6 separate regions of the Mus musculus genome follow, and regions 1, 2, 3, 4 and 6 are each linked to region 5. Evidence: chromatin loops called from intact Hi-C (ENCODE). Cell type or tissue: heart. All regions are shown on one strand. Region 1 has its middle 2.7 kb from the start of Neil2. Region 2 has its middle 14 kb from the start of Prss55. Region 3 overlaps Xkr6 (X-linked Kx blood group related 6). Region 4 has its middle 36 kb from the start of Prss55. Region 5 has its middle 2.2 kb from the start of Mtmr9. Region 6 overlaps Gata4 (GATA binding protein 4).

Region 1 (4,000 bases), 350 kb before region 5:
TCAAGCTCTTTCTCTGGGAAATAACTCTGGGAGCACCTTCGCCTACCCTCCAGAGTCACCATACCTCTGAGTTATCCCTCCCCATCTCAAGTCTCCCCGTTTCCTCTCCCAGGCTTGCCTGGGAAAGAGTGGACTGGTACTGAGAATAGGCAAGCGCTCAGAATCCAAAGGTCTTGAGTGGCTCAGGCCAAGGCAGACATTTCAGTTTCTCCACACCCTTCGCGAAGGTTTTTTTGTATGGGTTTTGTATTTTTGAGACAAAGCCTGGCTAGTCCTGAACTCGTGCATGAACCGACAAAGTTAGTTCCTTTAGTACTGGGATTTTTAAACACGGCTAGCACACCTGGCCTGTAACACTTTTAAAGAGTGAGATTTATTTACTTTTGCTTTGTATTATTTTAATCATCTTTGAGTTTATACTATACGCTTTTAAAACGTTGTGTATTGAAGTGTTTTCTTAAGAGATTAAAGATGATACCAGGTTATTCAAAAAATAGGTCGCCAAGAACGGTTGGAGCCAGCACTGTACAGGATGTCAAGAGACCTTTGGTGAACTCCGTGGCCTTCGGAAGTGGCTAAGGTGTCAGTCTCTGAACTTGGCCGGCATGGGGGAGACAGCCCTGCTTCAAGGAGGGGTTCAGCTAGCCTTCTACCATATCGCTGACTGTAGGGCAAGAATAGGAAGTAAGGAGAGGAGGCCTCTAGTATCTCAGAGGTACAAAGCTCCCCTCAAGGCAGAGGGTGAGCTTGAAGGTGCGACATTTGCAGGAGGGGGTCCCTTCTTTTTGTGTATATAAGGACCGGGGCATGTGTTCCCACTTTCGGTATCTGGCATCTTGGGAGACTCACATCTTCTGCAGGATACAGTATGTCCCTGTGGCAGCTTTCACACACACACACTCCTACCTACCTATAAGCCATATCCTAAAGATAAGCCTTGCCTTATCTGGTGGAATTGGAGCTGTGCACCTAAGAGATCTCTTCTGAGCCCAAGGGACTTTGCAGCTGAGAAAAACCAACAGCTCACAGTTTGCTGCTGTCACTTATAATCACAAGTACAGTTTACTGAACACACACCTTGTGCAAGTCACCATGGAAAGTCTTTAACCAGTCTGACTGCTTCATTAGCTGTGAGAAAACAGTATCTAAATCCGGTCTTTAAATGGAACATCTGTGTCATGGTGTTACAGACATAAAGCCACACTCTGTAAACCCTGATACGTATATGAGTCACCCAGAAACGCTTAAGTGTAGGTTATGAGAAATCTGTCACAGGACCAGAGATGTGCCTTTCTGGCACTGATGCTGCTTGTATATTTATTAAAAGACCACACTCTGGCTTGGAGAATGGATCTAAGAAGTCACATTTGTTGAGGGAATGCTTGAGATATTAGTTAGGAAACATTCACAAGCTAAGGATTGTTCAACTCAGGCTGTGCAGGGGCTCCACAGATAGTAAGGTTCTTATTCCACGGGAGTGGAATTCTGGAATCCAAAAGACAGGTTTTACATCTTGGTTCCGTAGTACTTCTGTGATTTCCGACATGTGACTTGAAACCTGTACTTTTGTGTGCAAACCATGTTTGCAAAGACGTACAAATGTTTCCTTCAAGCTGGCTAAAGCTGTCAGTGTCTGGCAGCAGTAGTGCTCAATAAACACTAGTGCTTTTGAGTAGTAGAATTTGGTTGTGTGTTGATCTCAGATCAAGGGCTTGAAAACCCTGCTAACGGAGCTGAAAGGGGAGAAGCGAATGTCTGTGCCCCCACGTGGTGAATGCAAGAACTGCATGCACAGTGCTTCCTGGAGCTCTCCCTCGTCCTGTGGAGGGGCTCTGGAACCATAGGGAAGGTCACTGGATGGCAGCACTGGAGGATCTGGTCCTTCAGGTGACCTCTGAGGCCACTATGATCTGTGCTTCCTTTTTCATAACTTGGTTGTTCTCATTCAACTCTCCCAGGCTGGCCATGGGTGACCTTTGAGACAGTTCCCACATTCTTAGCAACTAGACCCCTAAACGCTCATAGAGTGTAGACTTGTACCTCCAGGAAGGGGATAGAGTGATTGTCAGAAATTATCCAGTATTCATTAAGCTACATAAGGCTTTCTTCAGGCTTCATTTGGCCCACCAAGCACTTGGGCACCCTAGACAGACTTGAATTGGCTAATCTAACAGACTTCCAAACCTAGACTATACCAGATTCTCAAAATAGGCTTTCTTATTAATTTATTTGAGGCAAGGTCTAGTGTAACTCAGGCTGGCCTTGAACTTGCGATCCTCCTGCTTCGAGAGTGCTGAGGTACCAGGCATGTACCACCACACCTGCTTTATACGGTGCTGGGGAATGAACCCAGGGTTTCCTGCATGCTTTACCAATTGAGGTACATCCCCAGCCTAAACCTTTCTCATCTAAGTTACTTATCTCAAGTGTTTGGTTATGGCAAAGGAAAGTTGACAACTGCAGTCAACATGCCAAGCTTTGGGGCCAAGACTTCCTCCTAATCGTCTTGCAGCCCCACATTCAGGGCATATTCGGTGATGAGAAACTTGTGGCCACTAACATCTATCCAACCAAACACAAGCACAGCTAAGCTGCCTCCTGCTCAGAAGCCAGGGCCAAGGCTTACCCAACTGCACAGCGACTTAAAACTGGGTTGCAGGAAGTTTCGTTCGTGCTGGTGGCATAACCATAATGCAGTGTGATTTCTTATGTACACTTGCCCATTGAAAAAGCCATTTATTCTAAGGACATCATTTTTCATCGCCCCTCACCCCAACCATGTTCTAACAAGGGAGTGTGTCTTTGCCGTTGTTGATAATGCACAGTGTCTGCCCCCAGGCCTGTCTCATCTTTTATAGTCTCTTGGATAAAGCAACTCAGGCTTCCTTAAGTGTTGATTGATTGATTGGGGGAGGCAACAAGTCTGCTGATCCAGGAGGATGAGTTACCTTAGTTGGAGGGAGGTACCAATTATGAGAATACACAAAAAGAGTTCTGAAACCCATTTCCAAAGAGAAGTAATGTAAATGTTTTAAGCAAAAATGCCCTAATCCAAAACCATGAACCTCTTCTGGCTAACAGTTTGGGATCTGTCTTCTTACTAGGACTCATCTTACCTGGCTGACAGTAGCTCTCAGTCTAATGGCTTTGGCTATTTTTTTTTTAAAGATTTATTTATTTTATGTAGGCGAGTACACTGTCACTGTCTTCAGATACCAGAAGAGGTCATTGGATCCCATTACAGATGGTTATGAGCCACCATGTGCTGGCTGGAAATTGAACTCAGGACCCCTGGAAGAGCAGTCAGTGCTCTTAAATGCTGAGCCATCTCTCAAGTCCCCAAGCTATTCTTCTTTTTTTTTCTTTTTTAAAAATTAGATATTTTCTTTATTTACACTTCAGATGTTATCCCCCTTCCTAGTTTCCCCTCTTCCCTCCCCCACCCCTGCTCCCCAACCCACCCACTTCTGCTTCCTGGCCCTGGCATTCCCCTATACTGGGGCATCGAATCTTCACAGGACCAAGGGCCTCTCCTCCCATTGCTGGCCGACTAGGTCATTCTCTGCTACATATGCAGCTGGAGCCATGAGTCCCACCATGTGTTTCATTTGTTTGGTGGTTTAGTCTCAGGAAGCTCTGGAGGTACTGGTTGTTTCATATTGTTGTTCCTCCTATAGGGCTGCAAACCCCTTCAGCTCCTTGGGTACTTTCTCTAGCTCCTTCATTGGGGACCTTGTGCTTTGTTCAATAGATGGCTATGAGCACCCACTTCTGTATTTGTCAGGCACTGGCAGAGCCTCTCAGGATACACCAAACTATTATTCTTTTGAGAGCTGAAAAGTTTTTCTTGGGTTACTTGAGCAGAGAGAGCACTTACCACACAAGCCTGAAGACCTGAGCTTGATCCCTGGAAGCTATAAAATGGTGGAAAAGAGAGAACGGACTCCCGGAAGTAGTTCTCTGACCTCCACTGGGGTCCTATGGCATGTGTGCCCATTAA
Region 2 (4,000 bases), 530 kb after region 5:
AACTGTGATTTAACACCACAGTACCCAAATGTGACAGAGACAGGATAACTGAGTTGATATCTTCTCCTCGCCTCATACATAGTCATGCTCATAGGCACACATGCAAAAGCACCCCTTTCTTTGAAGGACCCTGTGTAAGTCTACACAGACATGGGATGGAAACTGTATGTGGCAGAAACCCCAATGCCATATCCTTATCAAGTTAAGGCCCCCGTTCTCCTGAGGCAGACAAGGAGGTGAAAGGCAAGCAGGTGGGGGAAACTACAGGGAATCCTGAACCAAAGAACAAAGGGGTTCTGGTTGGGGGAGTCCTGGGAGCTGCATCAGGATTCCCAACGTAAGTCCTAGGACCTTTGGCATTTAAAAGAAGAACACAACAGTTAGCTGGGACTAAGCGGTTCACTTCCAGCATCCCAGAGGCTGGAGGAGCCAAGTTCAAGGCCAGAGCAAACTACATAGCAACACTTATCTAAAAACAAAACCCACACAACACAACAAAACAAAAAGTCAAAACAACCACAACCACAACCACAACAATAACAAAAAAATCTGAAAACAAGCCACACAACAAGGAGCAGTTAGTGACTGCCACCTAGTGGTGGTGAGCGGGGCAGCCGGACCGTGTACCCGAGGATCCAGGAGCCTTCACTGGCATCCTTGTCTTCTCTACTCCATCCTGGCGTTACGGTGATTCTGACCCTAGAGGTTCCAATCAAAGACATGTGCCATTGAGGCTCTGGGACGCCTGGAGTTAACTGAGACACTCCATCTCACTGTCAGAAGGCTGGGGCCAGGCTACACTGACCTGTCTTACAGGGAAGGACGCTGCAACCACTGACTTGCTAGCTTTCTTTACTGATCTGGGACACATTTCTTTTTCTTTCTTTCCTTCTTTCTTTCTTTCTTTCTTTCTTTCTTTCTTTCTTTCTTTCTTTCTTTCTTTTGTTGTTGTTGTTGTTTTGTTTTTGTTTTTGTTTTTTTAAGACAGGGTTTCTCTGTGTAGCCCTGGCTGTCCTCGAACTCACTTTGTAAACCATGCTGGCCTCGAACTCAGAAATCCGCCTGCCTATGCCTCCCTAGTGCTGGGATTAAAGGCGTGCACCACCACCGCCCGGCTGGGACACATTTCAAATGTGTACAGGCTTGAGGTCAAGGGCATTGAGGTCGACTCAGAAGTGAAAAAGCTGGATGCTGGGCCTGGTCCCATCCATCCAGGACCTCTGGGAGCAGCATCCCTCCGATAGCAGAGACCTCTTGCTTTAAGAGTGCCGCTACAGTTCACAGTGCAGCTAGTTGAACAGGTCAGAGCCGGTTTGTGGAACTGAGCAGAAGTTACTGCCAGACTCCAGTGGCCAGGCACAGCGTAGGACTACTATCTCTTTGCTCACTTCAGGTGCCCTGGAATTTAGAGGCCTGTTAAGTTCTCTTTGGGAGGAACTAAGTTCGGAGTAGTCTCCCGCAACGACAGCCAGTCTTGAACCACTCTGCCATCTTGTGGTCACATTGGGGAATGACAGCTCTACCAGGCCAGTCTCATCTCAGCAGCTTATTAGCTGCATCTGTACATAGTCTGCCCTTGACTTCCTCCAGGCTCCTTCCATTTGTGAGGTCTAAAAACCACTACCAAGGAGCTGCCCTCCTCAGGTCTGGCCCTTTTCCCCTCTGCCTGCACTGTTTCTACCTGTCACAGGCAGTGACATTTTTGTGCTGTTATCTGCCCTCCCCAGTAGCATGGAGGGCACGCATCCTGCTCCCTGCTTCATCTAGGTGGCTGAAGCAGACTGACGCGACTCAGCAAATGTTTGATGATTGAGTCAAGACCATTACATAGCTTTCTGTAGACACCCACTGTTTGGTGTATCTGAAGGTAGCTTTATGTAATCTCGTAGGCAGTTTTTCTGTGCAAAACTCTATTTCTGCCTTATAGGAAGAAGCTCAACAAATAACATTTCATGGCACATATTACAGGGATACTACCATTAATATTCAAAACCATACATATCTATACATATCTATACCTATGTCTATATATCTATACCTGTACTTATTTCTATATATATATACATATACAAACATACATACATACATACATACATACATGCATACATACTGGTCACACTTGATTTTCTCTGCCATTGTATGGCAGGTTCAAAGATGGACTTGTGCATTCTATTTTGAGGCCACTAGAGGACTCAGTAAAATAAGAGATTAGTTTAAGACCATCTCCTGAGTAGATACTCTGGGATTTTTGTCCCTTGCTTTCTCTGATTGGTACCTGAGAGGTTAGGAGACCATAAAACAAGACATGTTCTGGGGGGTGTGGACAAGGCCGTGTGGGCAGAGGGAAATGGGTAAAAAGGGTAAACTGAGGCAATAATCTAGAGACTCATCAGTTCTCAACATCGTCCTCTTGCTGCCTTAGTCTGCTTGGATGACTGGGGAGAGGGTCATTGTTGGCTTACATAATTCTGCTAGGCTCCTCCCAGGGACCTAGCAACAGCTTATGTCATTACCTGCTGCCATTATGACTGCCAGGTGTGGGCAGTGTATAAAAGGACTGCTCACCACCCCAGTTCTCTCTCTATCCCCATGGGTTCCGGGCCAGTCTCTCTCTCTCTCTCTCTCTCTCTCTCTCTCTCTCTCTCTCTCCCTCCCTCCCTCTCCCTCTCCCTCTCCCTCTCCCTCTCTCTCCTCTCTCTCCCTCTCCCTCTCCCTCTCCCTCTCTCTCTCCCTCTCTCCTTCTCTCCCTCTCCCCCTCTCTTCCCCTCTTTCCCTTTCTGTTCTTCTCCATCCCTCTGTCTCTGCTTCTCTGCCTGCATGGCTCTGTTCCCATCTGACTCTACCACTTCTCCAGGCCCTCACTCCCCTCTCTTCCCATAATAAACCCCCTTTATAAAACAGGTTTGCTGCATTGTGTGATTTCTCAGGGGCACCTTGGCATGGGCCCACCAGGTACCTGCCCCCTAGCCCCACCATATTATAGTTCATAACAATCATAGTGGATCCTAAACTCTCAAATTGGGCCTTCAACTGAAAATTCACTTCTGGAAGTCTGAGCTTTCACAGTCCTCCCTCTGTCCCTGTCGCCTGTGTCCAGCTGTCCCCCTTAAGGACATGAGCCACCCTGGGCTCAGTCTCTGTCATCAACTCATTGAACTGTAGTGACATTTTTAAAGACCCCCTGTGTTAGTACAGAATATGTGACAGAAAGCAACTTAGCGGGGTTTATTCTGGCTCACAGTTTAAGGGTACAGTCATCCTGGCAGGCCTGGTGGCAGGAGGCAGCTGGTCACATGGCATCCACAGTGGGAAAACAGATAATGGTGAACGCTGGTGGTCAGCTCACAGCCTTCTTAGTAGACAGGACTCCAGCCCTTGGTATCATGCCACCCACATTCAGGGTAGCATGCTTCCCACTTCAAGTAACCTAATGTAAAAACCTCCTCACTGACATGTTCAGAGGTCTGTCTCCTAGCTTCTATTTGCCCTGTTGGTTGACAAGCAATAGTAACCATTATAGCCCCTTCTCCAAACACAGTCACCTTGTGAGGTACTGGGGAGATGGTAGGACTTTATCAGAAGACCATCGGGAGATGATTGGTTTACTCCACCTCTGTCAAAAGCCAGCTTCAACATCACAGGGTAAACTGAGGCAGGCAGCAAAAGGGGTATGACATCGGCATTTGGTGCCAAACGATGCTGACTTTGGGCAATTTGGCTCTTTCTTACTCTTCTGGTACCAGAAGCCAGTGGCTTCTGCCAATTTTACTTCTGCTGAGAGCAGTGGGGAAATTAAAAAGGCTTAGGGACTTGGATTCTTTTCTCTTTGGCTCAAGGGGCCTCCTGGACAGGCAAGAGGTTTGGGGTTTGTTGACTTTTTGTGAACCAGAGAGAAAACAAAGGAAGATGGACACACACACACTGACCGGGCCTGACCACCTGTTTCATTAATTTCACAAGCGCACATGCATACTTATATACATACATATACCTACATACA
Region 3 (4,000 bases), 250 kb after region 5:
CTTTGGTTTCTCTGAACATCTTTTACCTTCATTATACAAATCTTGCACACCTTATTAGATTTATATCTAATCATTTCATTTTGGAGTATATAAATGGAATTTCTATTTTGAATTTTCAGCTATCCATAAGTTAGCTACAGAAACAGTATTGATTTCTGTCTGTTCACCTTGTTCTTAAGGTGTTTCCACGTCCGTCCTACACGTGGGCCTGTGCCAGCTGTTAGATCTTCAGCCTAAGCCTCTGCCAGCTAGAGATGGGTGTACTCCCTCTGCGATCTGTTTGTATCTTCTGTTTACAGTTCACCGTCTTGCGCTGGTGACCCGGCTGCTCCTCCCATCATGAGGTGGGATGAGGGTGAGAGTGGACACCATTGGCTTTGCCCCTGGTCTTCCGACAGAAACATTCAGCCTTTACCATTATGCGTGGTGTTATGGTGTGGGTTTATTAGTGTCCGGCATCTTCATAAGATTCTGGAAGTTTTGCTCCAGGTTTTGCTTGCTGTGTGTTTTTATTATGAATAGTTGTTGGATTCTGTCAAAGACATTTTCTGCCTGGGTTAATGTGCTGCGTGAGTTTTGCTAATGACAGAGTTTGCATTCATTGAATTTGAAAAATGGAACCAGCCTTCCATGTTATGATAAACTCCATCTGGCTCTGGCTTTGGTGTACCATATATATATGGATGTATATGTATATATAATATATGTATATCTCTATATATATAATATATATGGTATGTATATTATATGGCTAGATAAGATAATATATTATTGGATTTGACTTGTATACTAGTCTCATCTGTATTGCTATGATTATGCACTTTAACCAAAAGCAACTTCGGGGAGGAATAAGTTTATTGGCTTACACTTCCAGGTCACAGTCCATTACTGAGGGAAGTGAAGATAGGAACTTAGGCAGAAACTTGAAGCAGAAGTCATGGAGGAATGCTGCTAGCGGCTCCTGGATAGCTGGTCTTCTTATACAGCCCGGCACCACCCGCCTAGGGAATACTTCCACCTATAGTGGCCTACACTAATAAACAATCAAGACAATTCCCATAGCCATGGGAGCTAAAGTCAGGGGGAGGTGCACACCTAGTCAGCAGCCACCTACCTGGTGCACTCCCTTGTTTTCATAGAGACTTTACAATCCAGGCTTTCATGGCCCTTTGTGTGTGTGTGGGGGGGGGCAAGATGGTGTGCATTCATTACTTAGCTTCTCCTGGGGCCCTACTCTAGAACAGGCATCTTATAGATAGGAAACCAGGCCTCAGAGGATAGGCAGATTGTAACGATCAGAACAATGTGGACTGTGCTCGAGAGAAAGAGACAAATGGTCTGCCTGAGAGCTGTGCAGGTCTGGACCCAAAGCCAGACTGCCCGGGTGTGGCGTGGTATTCCACTCAGTTATTTATGCAGCTGGGTAAACTGAGGAGCACGCCTTTGCCTCAGAGCTCCAGTTGGCAATCTGTGAGGTGAGGGGTTGCTGCAGACCCCTTGTTGCGAGGATTAAGTGACTTCATGCTCTCCACTCACTAACTCAAAACGATTGCTCAGAACCTTTCCGCACACTCAAATGCAGGTTACCATGTGTAAAGTGTGTGCCATACTTTGAACACCGTGAAGCCACACTTGAGAAAACAATGACATAAAGTACTGGCACGAGTTCAAACCTTCTCTTGTGTGTAAACCTAGGGTAGGGGAGGATAACGATAGGGGTTGGGGTGAGGGTGGAGCCTAGGGAAGAGATCCGCTTAGCGGCCACGCAGCCCTTCCGTGTTCAGGCAACTGCAATCTCCTGGCTCTTACACTGATTGTTGTGAGATCTGGTACTCCTAGAGGAGACACAGGGTGACAGGAGGTGACATAAGAAGAGGAGATAGTAAATCCAGGAACAGCCCGGTGGGCGTCTTCTCTCCTGGGCTGCCTTCCTGGTCCAGCTTTCTCAGTAGGGGAGAACTCGGCACTCACCATGCCTTCAGTTGGAACCCCGGTACAAATTGACCAACATGCACTGCAGCTAGCAGGTGGCCCCTGCATCCAGCACTGCCGCATAGGAGGGAGCAGGCCCTAAGGTATGAGATCACCGGTGTGGCGCCTCCTTTTTGCGACGCTTAGGGTTTGGCGCCACCTTGTGGTCACGGGAGGAAGACACCTGCACAGGAGATAGGCAGTCCAAAAAGCTGAAGGGGGATCTATCTCTGATCCCAAGGCTTGGAACGCCTCAAGGACTCAGGGGAAAGATGTGGCGTCCTGTCACCGGCTCATTCCCTAAACCTCCTGGGACTGATAGGGAGGTAAAATCTATGCAGCTCAGTGAAGAATGTGGCATCCCATCTGCTCTGGGCGATGGCCTGATCCATGCTTCCAAGAGCCATCAGGGCCCTGCACACTAGAGAAAGTGTCTGGCCCCGTACTGAGAGGGCCACTTTACAAGGCAGGTTCAGAACACTGTCGTATAGATTTAGGGGCCCCTACACACACACACACACACACACACACACACACACACACACACACTTTCCCAGAATGATGGAGACAAATCAGTTTAGACTCTTGTCTTGGCCTCCTGGTCTATCAAGTGAGCTAGGCTATGTCTGTATCCAGAACTAGTTTATTACAAGCCAGCAAACAAACATCCCTCTGTTACTAACTGGAGACCAAGACTAAAAGATGGAAGAGAGAGTAGCCACAGTACTCAGGAAACGGAGCATGAGAAGTTCAAGCTTATTTTGTCTACGTAGCAAGTTCAAGACCAGCCTGAGATATATGAGACCCTGTTTCAAAAATTTAGAGCTGGGGAAGGGAGGACCACATTTGCCCAGTGAGTGTTTGGAAGTCCCAAGCTCCACTCTCTTTGCTCTCATCCCAGGGCAGAGGCCGTGGGGTGCTGACTACCAGAAGGTGTGACATCCAAGCCTAGGCGTCTTGACCCAGGGGACAGGTTCTGGCTTTCCTCCCGCCTCCCTGGACAGAGGGGGTTTCTTTCTGCACCTTGGTACAGAAGGAGTGAAGCGGATGCTGGCATTGTTACCCGCGATGGCCAGACTGTCTCTGGTACTCGCGGATACAGCACGTGGGCCACTCCTGAGAGCCGAGAGGCAGAACTGTGTTCTGAGCATAGTTGAGCGAGGGGGGGGGGGGGCGTCACGGGCCTCTCTGTTGTGGGCCACTGCATCTGAGTCGGGCTGAGTTTGAGCCAGGGAATACTGCTGGTTGATGAGATACGCAGCTACCACTGCTCCGCCAGACATGCAGCTGCTCTGTTTCCTGAAGCATCACTCAGAGTTGGCTGCTTCATCCCCTCCCACCACTAGGAAGACAGTGGCTCCTCCCAGGGTCCTCCCCTGCCGTTAAGGTGTTGTGAGTATGTGGTCCTGCCTGGAGTCCTCAGCCCCAGAGAACAGGCCTTCCCAGCCTGCTTCTTCCACAGGCACTGACCCCTGCAGGGAGATATATCAGGGTGCCGTCAGCTGGTCTCCACGCACACAGGGCTCCTGTGCTCCAAGGGGAGGCAAGGAAGACAGATGAGGAAGAGGGTCTGGGAGAACAGGACTGCTGTTGAGATACTGGAGATGAGGTGAGGCCCTGACACCCGAGGAGGGCTGGGGAGATTATTCTGAGCACTGGGAAACTGGCTTCAGAGGGGAGAAGCTGCCTGTACCTTAGAACCTTCCAAGAACACTGGCTGTCTTGTGAGGAAGAGTTCTCATGGGGCAGGAGTGGGCAGCGTGCGCCAGTGAGGAGGGGCCGATGTCAATGCTGTGGAGAGGGTCGAGAGGATTGTCCAGCAGACTCGAGTGAGCAGTGCCTGAGGGCCACTGAGCCTTGTGAGGGTTGTCAGCCCTGTGCCCTGTCTGTACAGTTCCAGCTCAGGAATATGTGTCACTGTGTGCATGGGTCCATTCTTGATCCTGACCTACAGAGTTGTGCTTCTGACCCTTGTGTTTGGACAGGACCCTACCCAAACAAGTCTGCCTATATCCTGGCCCCTTCCTAC
Region 4 (4,000 bases), 500 kb after region 5:
TTAAATCAGTGAATAAGAGCTTTAAAAATGTCTTATCCCTATGATATGGTGGCAAACACCAGAGTACTGGAGGTGCAGACCAGAGGGTCAGGGTCATCCTCGGCTAATACTGAGCTGATCTCAAATAAATGAAACAAAACAGATATAGTCATGTAATGTTTAGCTCAAACACTTAAATGCTACACTGAAATGCAAGAGTAATCAGGCAATCTGTGTTTTATTTTGTCTCATCCACCAGGAGAGTGAGAGAGACCTCAAGAGGTCTGGGGCAGCCCCTCTCAAAGTTTGGGTCTCAAGCTCTTTTCTGCTTCTTCGGGTAGCACCCATCATCAGGGCTTATGGGTACAGGAGAAGCCTCCCAGCTGTTCTATTACCCTGAAAAACAAAACAAAACAAAGCAAAACAGACAAAAACACAAAAAGCAAAACAAACAAAAACCCACAAAAACAAAACAAAACACCAGCAGCTAGGTTAGTGCTTCATTTACAGGTGGTGTATCTCCCTCGCCCCCTGCTGGCAACATCAGATATTACAGCTTCTTGGTCAGGTCTTGTCCTGGAAATCTCTGAGCCCTGAGTCTGAGACCACCCACCTTTCATCTGCCTGGGGGAAATCAGAAATGTGGATTTTTGTGAAGAAAATCACACTATCCTCTGTGTATCATAATTTCTGAAATATCACCTTACCTTACCCCAGTCAAGTAGGAATTTAGAGAAAATAGCATAATTTTCACCAATTTTATGTACCCAGAGTCTAGAAATTTCTAGAAACAAAAAAAGTTCATGACACTTGTGAGCTAACAAGACTCAAGCCCTTAAGAAGACAGAAACTCTAGGATTGGAGACAAGATAGATGCAGAAGGGTCTCCTCACATCAGAGCAGGAAGTCACTGCCCCAAAGAATTTCAAAGCCCCTTGCTTCTGCATTCTGGTTACCGTGGAACGTTGAATGCACACACACTCCATGTGCCGCTAGGACACCTAGGACACTAGGGCACATCAGTGCTATCTCAACCTCGTGACATCTATGCTCCGAGTGGAACGCTGACAGAGTTGTGAGCCTAAACTCACAAGCATCCTGGGATCTGCAGATGGGGAGAGCTGGGCTTGGTGGTTCCTCAACAGTTTGGAGGTCTTTCAGGAAAACAAGGTGAGATCGTGAGCCCATAGGTCTGGAAGTCAACGTTCATTTGGAAAGAATAAATAAATCACAATTAGCATATGTTGATAAAGGCTTTATCATCGGAGGTGGTTTTAGGCTCACAAGAAAGTTGAGGTATACAGAGTTCCCAAGTTCCCATGGGGTTCCCTCCATGATGAGCATTTCCCACTGGAGCAGGACCTGCATTGTTTGTTTTGACTTTTTGTGTGTTTACTTATTGTGGCACCGTCTCACTCTATAGCGCTGGTTAGCCTGGGAACCAGGCCAGCCTTAAACTCAGACCCACCTGCCTCTGCCTCCCAAGTGCTGGGATGAAAGGTGTGCACACCAAGGCCAAAAACTCAACCCAGGCTGTGACTGTACCCACAAAGGCCTGGCTGCCCCTGAGGCAATGGTATTGTGTGTGTGTGTGTGTGTGTCTGTGTGTGTGTGTGTCTGTGTGTGTGTGTGTGTGTCTGTGTGTGTGTGTGTGTGTGTGTGTGTGTGTCTGTGTGTGTGTGTGTGTGTGTGTGTGTCTGTGTGTGTGTGTGTGTGTGTGTCTGTCTGTCTGTGTGTGTGTGTGTCTGTGTGTGTGTGTGTCTGTCTGTCTGTTTGTCAGGGTCATTTTCCAAGAAGCGCTGCCTAGTGAGAGTGACTCCGAGACCCATCTTTCTCCTTGTCTCTGAAGCAATATTAATCTTACTCTGCCAAGGTTTAAAGTGGGTGCAGTTTGTACTACTATCCCTACGCTACCCTGTCCTCCACCCCAAAGACAACAACACGGCAGTGACTGCCCGGTAAATGAGAATACTAAAGGGGAGGCATCGTGAAGGAAGTAATTTGATCTCCTGAGATGTGAAGGCAAGGTTCAAAGTCAGTGGAACAGAACAAGAAGAACAGGAGGAAACACCACACAATGGCCACAGGCTGGTGTGAACGGTTCTCCGCAGAGGACGGCTCACCAGGTTTGAGTTCTGAGTTCCTGGGCAAGGCAAGGAAGCTCTTTGTGATCCAAGAGCTTTCTTGTTCAGTGGCCTGATTTGGACAGGGCTTGGAGGAGCCCTGAGGACAGTTTGGATGATTGATCACCCTTAGGGATCAGAATTCTAGTTCCTGCTGGGTTCATGAGTTGTGTTTAGGTAAGCAGTGCCCTCTACTGCTCTGTTGCTTGCATTGCAGTTCCCAGGGCAGCTACTTTGCCTGGAGCCTTGTCAACAGGGGAAAGTGGAACAGGTTAAGACACCAAGCATCTTCAACCAAAACAGAGGTTTCTGCACAAGCCACACACAGTGGTCTTCAGAAACCGGGAGTTTTGTGTCCGAGAAGTGAAGGGTTTGTGGACACCAAGCTAGATTAGGTCTATCTACATTGGCTGTCTTTGTTCTGAACATGCAGACATTTTCCCCCATTATTCCCTAAACAATACATCAGAGCAAATACTGACATAACATTCACATCATGTTAAGTACGATAAGTAGTGTATAGATGATTTAAAATATGCGCATGAGTTTCATGCGAAGAATATGCCATTTTCTATAAGGGGCTTGAATTTCTGGAGGTCTGGACCCCTGCCTGTGTGGGACCTTAGAATCAGTCCCCTATGGATACTAAGGGGTAACTATTTAGATTTTTGCATGAGATGAAAGTTAGAGATCTATCAAGATACAAACATATTTACATTTGCTGCATCGTCAAAAGCCAAAGAACTTTTGTCTACTTAGTTGGCTCCAGCGGACTGGGTAGCATCAGCTTTGGATCTTCAGGAAGACAGCACATCCAATCCCCCATTTAGCCCATGTGGATGGTTTCACAAGCTGTTTTATTGGCTTAACTAACCAATTAAGAATGCCTAAGCTTATATTTACGATATTCTCAGGGCTTAATAGTAGCAGGACTTTGCACCCCATGGCATATAGGCGCATTTTCTAGGAAGACTTTATCCTCCGGTTTCCAGTGAAAGGGTACCCTTGAGTTTTCACATCGAGTACCTAGGTGCTTGCTCCATGCCTCCCGGACTGGGAGATCTGTTCCCAGGAGCTCCACAACAGTAGTAGCTATGCTAAGTGTCCTGGATGAGGTGGCTCTTCATGAAGAACCACATCTATTACTGAAGGCTGTTTCCCCTCTAAGTCCCTTGCCAAGCTGAGGATGGGAAAGAAAGTGAGATTAAGAAAAGAAACCCACACTATTTAACCAGATCAGATGCCCAGAGGGTTTCTTGGAAACTCCCAGGGCATGGGAGCCATCACAAAGGATAATAAACAGAAAGTGCAAGAAGGGACAGCCCAGTGGCTTTCCTTTGATCCTGTTTCCTCTGCAGGGCTCAGGGCGCCTAGGTTCCACGCTGCAGTTTTGTTCTACTGTCTGACTGTGGCTTAGTGTGCAAACAGAAACCTCTTCCTCTGACCCAAGGCAAGCAGACCAAGAGGAAGCTCCCCAGGGACTCTGTCCTGCTTGTCCCCACCCTCCAGCGTCAGAAGGTCTACGGCTAGAGAATCCTGGTGCCCTCGGCTTCTGCTGAGTTTGCTGAGCTTTGGGTGGGGAACCTGGAAAGTGAAAAGCCACGTTTGACCTCATTAAACACACACGTGCTTGCACACACACACACACACACACACACACCCTTCTGACTGTAAATACAGGATTCCAACTCTAAATGAAACAATAAGAGCTGGATTCAATGAGGCTCCCGGGCAAACAGAGTGTTTAGGGTTTTGTTGAGATTCTATTGTGTTGACTGGAGGTTCTTAATACAGTAAGACAGCAAGAGGCTTCCTGTTATGGAAACAGGCAAACCCTGACATTCAGAGAGTCAATCTATACAGCAACTGGATAAACAAGCAAGATAACCATCAGCCAT
Region 5 (4,000 bases):
GAAAAGGCGAGACGAGAAGACGTCGCTGACCTGCCAGCCTCCACATGAGTGCTGTCCCTCAAGGGCTCTTCGTTTGCGCTACCTGGTAGTTGTCTCATGAATTGGTCACGAAGAGATGTCAAATGTAGGATGGAAGCGGAGGTTGTGATCGAAAAGTAGCATCTTGGTGTCTGGAAGAGACATGGGACAATCTATGCTTTAGACTCTTTGAGAGCGCCATGACTTTAACCAAGAACAGCATATTCTAAAAGGATGGAAAGAGAAACTGACTAATCCTCGCCCTGCGAAAGGACTCTAGTGTCTTCAGAGATAGTTCAGTTAATCTGTAGCAAAGCCTGAAATCAAGACCTTGGTATATTGGTCACGACTTCATAGTATCCCGGCTAAGTACAGTCTAGCTGAACTGCTCACGGACACTGCAATGACAGAGTTTTGCTGTTGTAATTTCCCTCTTCTTTTTTTTTTTTTTTAATTTTTTATTAGGTATTTTCCTCATTTACATTTCCAATGCTATCCCAAAAGTCCCCCATACCCCCCCCCACTCCCCTACCCACCCACTCCCACTTTTTGGCCCTGGCATTCCCCTGTACTGGGGCATATAAAGTTTGCAAGTCCAATGGGCCTCTCTTTCCAGTGATGGCCGGCTAGGCCATCTTTTGATACATATGCAGCTAGAGTCAAGAGCTCCGGGGTACTGGTTAGTTCATAATGTTGTTCCACCTATAGAATTTCCCTCTTCTTGCTTTCTATCCCTCTACTTTATCCCAGAATAAGAATTATGTTTGAGTCCTGGCCTGCTTTTACTGTGTTAGCAGTGAAAATTCTCACCACCCAGTCAGTGTCTACGAACAGCAAGGTAGCTGACTTCAGAGTGTGCAAAGTGAAGTTGACCAGATTGCACAGTGTTTGTCCTTGATTTTGTTCTTGTCTTTTCTAAAAACCTTCCCTTCCTAAATCACTCACTCCTGCGATCCAGTTTATCTGCAAAAGGAAAACAACCAGCAATGGATGCTGATGGACTGAGGTGAAGTAATGTGGAGGTGTTTTCCACACCGGATTTGTTTACTTTCCTTCCTCACTTGACTCATTGTATTAACTACAAATTGTGGAATGGAAAACTTTTAATCTGAAAAATAATGAAAAGTTATACAGAGAAAAAAATGAAAGTAAAGCCTTGAAGGGTAAGGCTCCCCGAATGGAAGATATCCAAGGAAGAACTTAGTGTCCAATTTAGTATATGCTAGAAGATAGAAAGTCTCCATGGATTCTGTGGCCCTTCTGGTTTTCTTGAAAATAAATTATGAAAACGTTATTTCATTAAGTTAAAATGTTTCATGCTCTATAAAGTCATAAATTAGGATTTTTTCCTTTTATTTGTTTTTTGCCAAGAGAAAAAAATTAGGTATCTTCTGAGTTGTTATAATGAAGTACCAGAAACGATTAGGAAATTAAATCACCAGTGATTTGAAGTTCAAAGCGTAGAAAGTTCACTAGCGCTGAGAAAACCAAACTTAGTAGTTAGGAATAAAGCCTGAGTAAAGAGCAAGAAACAGTTCCCCACATAAGCAGTAGGTGGCGGTAGAATTCAAAGTCAATGGGATATGCCTCTATTAAAATAATCCAATGATGTAGTCAAATATTAACTGTCCAAACAGTCAAGAAATAAGGGCCTCAGGGGATTCTGATAAGCCAAGAAAATAATAAAATTTATAATGTGTACAATGGATTTACTTAAGGACTATAAAGATAGCTCAATGGGTGCCTTAGCATTCTATTGTGAAGAGACACCATGACCACAGCAACTCTTTTTTTTTTTTTAATTAGATATTTTCTTAATTTACATTCTAAATGTTATCCCCTTTCCAGGTCTCCCCCGGAGACACTCTATTCTATCCTCCCTTCCCCTGCTTCTATGAGGATGCTCACCCACACACTCCCACCTCCCGGCTCTCACATTCCCCTATACTGGGGCATCGAGCCTTCACAAGACCACGGGCCTCTTCTCCCATTGATGTCCGACAACATCATACTCTGCTACATATGCAGCTGGAGCCATGGGTCCCTCCAGGTGTACTCTTTGGTTGGTGGTTTAGTCCCTGGGAGCCCTGAGGGTCTGGTTGGTTGATGTTCTTTTTCCTATGGGTTGCAAACCCCTTCAGCTCCTTCAGTCTGTTCTCTAACTCAGTCTGATCACATCAACTCTTATAAAGGAAGGCATTTAATTGAGGGTGTCTTTTGGTTTCAGTGGTTCAGTCCATCATCATCATGGCAGAACATAATAGCACACAGGCAGACAGTGCTGGAAAAGGAGCTGAGAGTTCTACATCTGGATCTTTAGGCAGCAGGAAGCTCTAAAGAGCTGCTGGTCTGACTTGAGCATTTGAAACCCCAAAGCCCATCCCCAGTGACACACTTCCTCCAACAAGGCCACACCTTTCAAATAGTGCTAATCCCTATGCTTTCAAATATTTGAACCTATTAGGCCATTCTTATTCCCACCACCACAATGGGTAAGGAGCAAGTGTAAAGACCTAAGGTCAAAACCCCAGAACATATACAAAGAAGAAATCTGAGTCTAAAACCCCAGTGCCAGAGAAGGGGGACAGAGACAAGAGGATCCTGAGGGTTCACAGGCCAACCACTGTAGCAGAAACAGTAAACTCTGGACCAACCAATGAGAGAAACTGACTCAAAAATAAAGTTCAGAGGACTCAAGAAATGCACCTGATATTGACCTTCAAACTCCCAGGCCCACACAGTAATATACACCTGCACACACACACACACACACACACACACACACACACACACACAGAGAGAGAGAGAGAGAGAGAGAGAGAGAGAGAGAGAGAGAGAGAGAGAGAGAGGACACACCATAAAATTGAATTGAAATATTAAGGAGCACTGGGAGATGCCTCAGAGATTGAGAGTAGTCACTGCTCTTTCAGAGGACCCAGGTTCACTTCCCAGCACCCACATGGAAACTCAAAACTATCTTTAAGTCCAGATGCAGGGAATCCAGTGCCATCTTCTGGCCTCCAAAGGCATCAAGCAAGCACAAAGAGTACTACATACATTCAGGTTAAAACACTCATACAAATAAAGTGAATGTTTTTTTAAGAAAAAATTTTAAAGGACTTCGTCATTGCCTTGCAGGTACTACTATTATCTTTATTCTCAAGATTAAAATGGTACAGGTGTATAATCAGAAAAATTTCATCCTGAGAACTACAAACAAGAAAACGTGATTGTTGTCTTTCTGCATCTGATTTGTTTCCCTTTACATGATCCAAAGTCCATCTACTTTCCTGAAAACACTAATTTCTTCTGCGCATATGAATAAAAGTGCATTGAGAGTGTCACTTTTTTTTTATCCATTCAGCTATTGACAGATGTGGCTGATTCATAGCTTAGCTATTGTGAACAGTCTACAATAAACATTGATGTGCAAGTCTCTCTGTGGTATTTTGATTGGAAGTCCTATGGGCAGATGGTCAAGACTGGTCTAGCTGGGTCATTGTGGTAATTCTATTGTTAGTTTTCTTTTCAGTTATTATTTTATTTTACCTTTTAAGATTGATGTCTTATATGACATGACACAGGCATGGGTTAGGTGAGAATTCATACATTGAGGATTCTGGTGATTGAACTTAAGTAATCAGGCTTTGTCAGCAGCCATCCTTTCCTGCTGAACCATCTTGATGATCTCACTGTTAGATTTTGGAGGAGCCACGTACTGTTTTCTGTTGCACTTGAACTAATTTACATCCCCACCAGCAGTATAGGAGGGCTCTTCTCCATCCTCAAATGCATTTGTTGTTGTTGTTGGTGGTGGTGGTGTGTGTACGTGTGTGTGTACATAGATCTTCTTGTAGAGATCAGAGGACAACATATAGGAGTTACTTCTCTTATTTGGGTGGGATCAAACTCAGATGGACAAGCTTGGTGGCAAGCACCTTTTCTGCCTAAGTTATTTCAGCTGCTCTACACCCAGCTTTTT
Region 6 (4,000 bases), 340 kb before region 5:
ACACTGGGACCCTTGCTCCTCATGTGCTCTCCCTGCTTTCTGGTCTGTGGTACTCTAAAACCTCCACAGTATACTGACAGCCCTACCCACTCCTCCATGATTCCTTTGCCACAGGGAACCAAATCCCTATGAAATCATAAGCTAGAATAACTCTGTTATCTGTTAAGCAATTTTTTTCCCTAGCTCTCGTGGTCCTAGTAATTGCAAAAGTAACTCATGCTGATTATTGTTCCTTTGGAGTGTGTGTGATGGAATGTAGAGGTATTTACACTGTAGGAGAATTAATACTGAAACATATAAAGAAAGTACAGGTCACTAGCAGAGTTGTGGGTGTGTCGTTTTATTCTGTCCTTTGTAAGACTTCCAGTGTTGACACATGTTTTTGCCTAGTTGAGGTCAAGCTGATATGGTCAAGCCTATCTTGCTTTGCTATGTTTGCTTACTGCCCTAATGTGTTACCACATTGGAAGTGTATTATAAACTCCTCCCATCACACTGTAATTGTCCATCATTGAAATGTTTCCTCACCTTTCGCTTCTGCTCTTCAATAGCTGCTTAATCCCTGCCTAGTTTCTGGCATTTGTTTTGTAAATATGGGTCTCTTTGTATGTAAATCTATGAGTTTCTGCTTATTACTCTGAATTCTATTCTAGAAGGAGATTGTCTAGGTCAGGGAGACTAGAGTTTTGTTTACATTCTTAAATGAGTCGTTCTTAGTTTTCCCACATGTGACAGTTAGCTTTAACTGTCAACTTGACACAGAACTATTGCGAACTGAATTACCTCAGAAGAGAGTCTCAATGAGAGTCTCAATGAGTCTACATGGGATTGGCTGTGAGCATGCATATGGAAGATTGTCTTAAGCTAATTGATGTGGAAAGACCCAGCCCAGTGTAGGCAGCACCATTCCCTATGCAAGGAGTCCTGAACTGTGCAAGAGTAGAGAAAAGGAATGCAAGCAAGCAAGCAAGCATGGATGCACACATTCTTTTCTCTCTGCTCTTGACGGTGGATGTGATGGGAACTGTTACCTCAAGCTCCTGCTCCTGGAACTCCCTACAGTGATGGGACTGTAACTTGGAATTGTAATGTAAAGTAAACCCCTTTCTCTCTTCTGTTTCTTTTTGTCAGGGTATTTTATCACAGCAACAGAAATGAAACTAGGATCCCATTGTAACCATATGCATGATCTGATATTATTGTTTGCCCTTTTCTTGGTATATGGAGCATATAATAAAGACACAGACCAAAATCCTTAGTGCCTTAGAGTCAATCAAATGTAAGTGTCAGCCCTCCACCAGAAGAAGGCTGTCACCCTCTGCCATCCTTCCATTCACTAAACCTTCCCCTTTATCTTCCATGTCTGCAGAATTCTACAACTGGCGGAGCCCACATGTCCCTTCTCATTGTCCAAGTGAGAGAGGTAGGGTTGGTTTTCTCATTCCCTTTGACCTATATTAAGCCTAGTTAAAAGCTTCCAGAATTCTCTCTGACTCATGCCATCTACTTTTTTTTTTTTTTTTTTGTCCCTAAGCATAGCCACCTTGGTCTCCATATTACCCCTTTCCTGATACCAAAGGCAATGCTGAGTTCTCCGGGAAAGCCAGTGGTACCCCTTAAAAGTGGACCCCTTAAAGGTCCTTCCCTCCTTTAGCCCCAGGTCTGGGGTTTGCCAGCTCTGCTGTTCAGTAATCCGTACTAAGAGAACGTTGGCTGGAAACGGATAGGGCACCCTCCTCATAACTCTGGGTACATAAACAGTCATTTACACCTGCAAACAGGTAGCAGTGTGTCTATGCCAAGCAAACAATATACAGGTGTGAGGGGCCGTTTGCTCAAGCCAGGGAGTTAAGTCAGCACAGAGGCTATTTTTACACCTGTGTCACACTGAAGGCCTTTCATCAAGGTCACCTGCCTCTAGAGGTGACTCTTGCCCATGGCCTGCTCTCTACTGGGCCACCACCAGCACCAGCACCAGCAGCTTGTCATCTGCAGCCTGTCAGCCTGGCTCTTTCCTCTCAAGCCCTCTCCTGAGAACAGTAGAAAGGTCAGGAGTTCCCAGAGCCAGAAGCCAGCAGGGCTGAGAGGGAGTTAGCAGTAGGCTTTTGTTCGCCATGAACACTAGATGGCACTACAGTCTCTAAATGTAACCAAGACCACAATGTTTCTCTAATAGGTTCAACTCCATACTCTCCCTTTAAAGATGCTCATGCCAGTTTCTTTCCCCCTCTGGTTCATTTCAACTCTAGGGTAAAAACCCCTTGTGATCCACTGCTGTTTGTGAGAAGGGAGATCCCGCTTTCCCGCGCTCCCTCACACTTTGCCCATTCCTGTACATGCATATCAAAGGAAATTAGCGGAGTCCATAGATGTGTCCTCTCTGGTGCCTACTCATCCATCCCTGCTCTGAGAACTCAACACAAAGGCTGACTTGAGGAACCCCCTGCGAGTGCACCTCAAAGACCAGGCAGTGCCTTCTAACAGTGGTTTTCCTACCCAGGTGAAGTCATTGGACATTGATGAATATGCATTCATCACCCAGACACATTTAGCAAACATCTGTGATTTAAACAAGCTGACAGATGCCACAGGAGCTAAGAGGGTGCCTAGGTCTCAGAATGCTAGTGGTCGGGGTTAACAGACTGGCCCTGAGAATCAATAGTGAGCGACAAGATGACTCATTCCATTTTCAGAACTGTCAACTGGCTGTGGACTTCGTGGCAGATACCGTTGGCCTAGGATAGGAATTGTGGAAGTCCCACCCAGATAGACCTGTTAGTGCCACTCAGCAGCCAAAGGAGGGGGCAGGGCAGGAAGCAAAGACCATGTTTCCTCAAGACGTCTAGCCAGGCATGCCTGTGTATGGAGTCCACCACAAAATCTTACTACCCAACCACTTCGGTGAAATGTTACATGGGTATTTTATTTTTTAAAAAAGACTTGTTTTGTGTGTATAAGCACTTTGCCTACATGAATGTATATGTACCATGTGTGTGCCTAGTACCTGCAAAGATGAAAAGGCATCAAACCCCCTGGAACTAGAGTTACTGATGGTTGGGAGCTACCGTGTGGATTCTGGGAACCGAACCCTGTTACTCTGCAAGAGCAACAAAGTGCTCTTACTCACTGTGATGTCTCTCCAGCCCCTATAGGGAAACCTCAAGTGATTAATACAAAGGCGATGTAATGGAGGTGCAAGATGCTGACTCTGACTTGCAAAATGAGAAACAGAACATGCAAGGTGCCCTGCAGCATGGTGGCAACAGAGGCGGCCAGAAAGCAGCTTTGCTGGGACTAATTGTGGGGGCTTCTCTTTTCAGGAAAGCGCTGCTCTATGACATCATAACTTCTTTTTAAAATTCTCATTTTGAAAGAGAAGAAATATGATTCCCAAGCAAGCACCACCTGGGTTGGGGGAGCTTTTTATGCTCTTATGTAGGACACAGAAATAAATCCCCCTTCCCTCTGAGCTGAGGAACTGGAAGAATGCAGCCCATCTCTGCTACTTAGTACTTACTCTGGGGGAGAATGGGTGCCCCAGCTACGATCCACAAGTCAGTACTTCTTACTCTTTACCCCATAAAGTGCAGGGTGTACCTTCCCAGAGGGCAAGTTGAGGGCTCAGCCGTGGCTCCAGCCTGTGACAGCCTGCCTAACACTCCCACCCCTCCCCAGTACAGGTTTGGTCCTCCCACTGGGGGGCGGGGCAGTGGGAATTGACCCTAGAGAGTGGGTCAGCATCTCCCTCTGAGATGAGATAGACTCTGAGAGGATAGTCTTGTAATAATAGCTGCAAAGCATTTTGCAAACAAGAGAGAAAATGTCCAACAATGGCTGTGGAGTGCTCTGTAAACACCCAGTGGGATACCGATGATGGATTATCCTGAGGTTGGGGCAGAGGGGCAGGGGGCAGGGAAGGCAAGGGACAGAGGAACTAGGGAGAAGTTGAGGACACACACGAAAGAGAAGACTTAGAAATCTGATGCTTTCTCTAGGCATA

What was found. Peaks named below come from ENCODE experiments on the same cell type or tissue, not always from the same donor. Only the 100,000 strongest peaks of a DNase experiment are listed, where the experiment ranks them.
Region 1: it touches region 5 in a loop (2.3-fold over the local background); 6 of 42 quality-filtered maps call a loop at or near these places.
Region 2: it touches region 5 in a loop (7-fold over the local background); 6 of 42 quality-filtered maps call a loop at or near these places.
Region 3: a loop joins it to region 5, with 9 times the contacts of the local background. A loop is called at or near these places in 31 of 42 quality-filtered maps.
Region 4: it touches region 5 in a loop (2.3-fold over the local background); 8 of 42 quality-filtered maps call a loop at or near these places.
Region 6: a loop joins it to region 5, with 3 times the contacts of the local background. A loop is called at or near these places in 6 of 42 quality-filtered maps.

What each region holds. Positions count from the first base shown.
Region 1 is chr14:63,194,205-63,198,204 of GRCm38, forward strand. No RefSeq gene overlaps it. Among named protein-coding and RNA genes, the nearest start is that of Neil2, 2.7 kb to the left of the region's middle. In heart, a CTCF peak has its summit at 1,778 (motif pointing left); a DNase peak (open chromatin) is centred at 1,777; H3K4me3 peaks cover 266 bases; H3K27ac peaks cover 872 bases.
Region 2 is chr14:64,069,457-64,073,456 of GRCm38, forward strand. No RefSeq gene overlaps it. Among named protein-coding and RNA genes, the nearest start is that of Prss55, 14 kb to the right of the region's middle. In heart, CTCF peaks have their summits at 599 (motif pointing left) and 1,503 (motif pointing left); a DNase peak (open chromatin) is centred at 1,465.
Region 3 is chr14:63,793,255-63,797,254 of GRCm38, forward strand. All of the region lies in intron 1 of Xkr6 (X-linked Kx blood group related 6), which reads left to right. Among named protein-coding and RNA genes, the nearest start is that of Gm41175, 31 kb to the right of the region's middle. In heart, a CTCF peak has its summit at 2,137 (motif pointing left); a DNase peak (open chromatin) is centred at 2,137; H3K27me3 peaks cover 1,835 bases.
Region 4 is chr14:64,047,111-64,051,110 of GRCm38, forward strand. No RefSeq gene overlaps it. Among named protein-coding and RNA genes, the nearest start is that of Prss55, 36 kb to the right of the region's middle. In heart, CTCF peaks have their summits at 515 (motif pointing left) and 2,302 (motif pointing left); DNase peaks (open chromatin) are centred at 501, 2,191 and 3,581; H3K27ac peaks cover 720 bases.
Region 5 is chr14:63,544,203-63,548,202 of GRCm38, forward strand. No RefSeq gene overlaps it. Among named protein-coding and RNA genes, the nearest start is that of Mtmr9, 2.2 kb to the left of the region's middle. In heart, a CTCF peak has its summit at 1,564 (motif pointing right); no DNase peak of the experiment used is centred here; H3K4me3 peaks cover 444 bases; H3K27ac peaks cover 350 bases; H3K27me3 peaks cover 374 bases.
Region 6 is chr14:63,205,180-63,209,179 of GRCm38, forward strand. The region is part of intron 2 of Gata4 (GATA binding protein 4); the gene reads right to left. Among named protein-coding and RNA genes, the nearest start is that of Neil2, 14 kb to the left of the region's middle. In heart, a CTCF peak has its summit at 2,116 (motif pointing right); DNase peaks (open chromatin) are centred at 2,012 and 3,692; H3K4me3 peaks cover 307 bases; H3K27ac peaks cover 1,053 bases.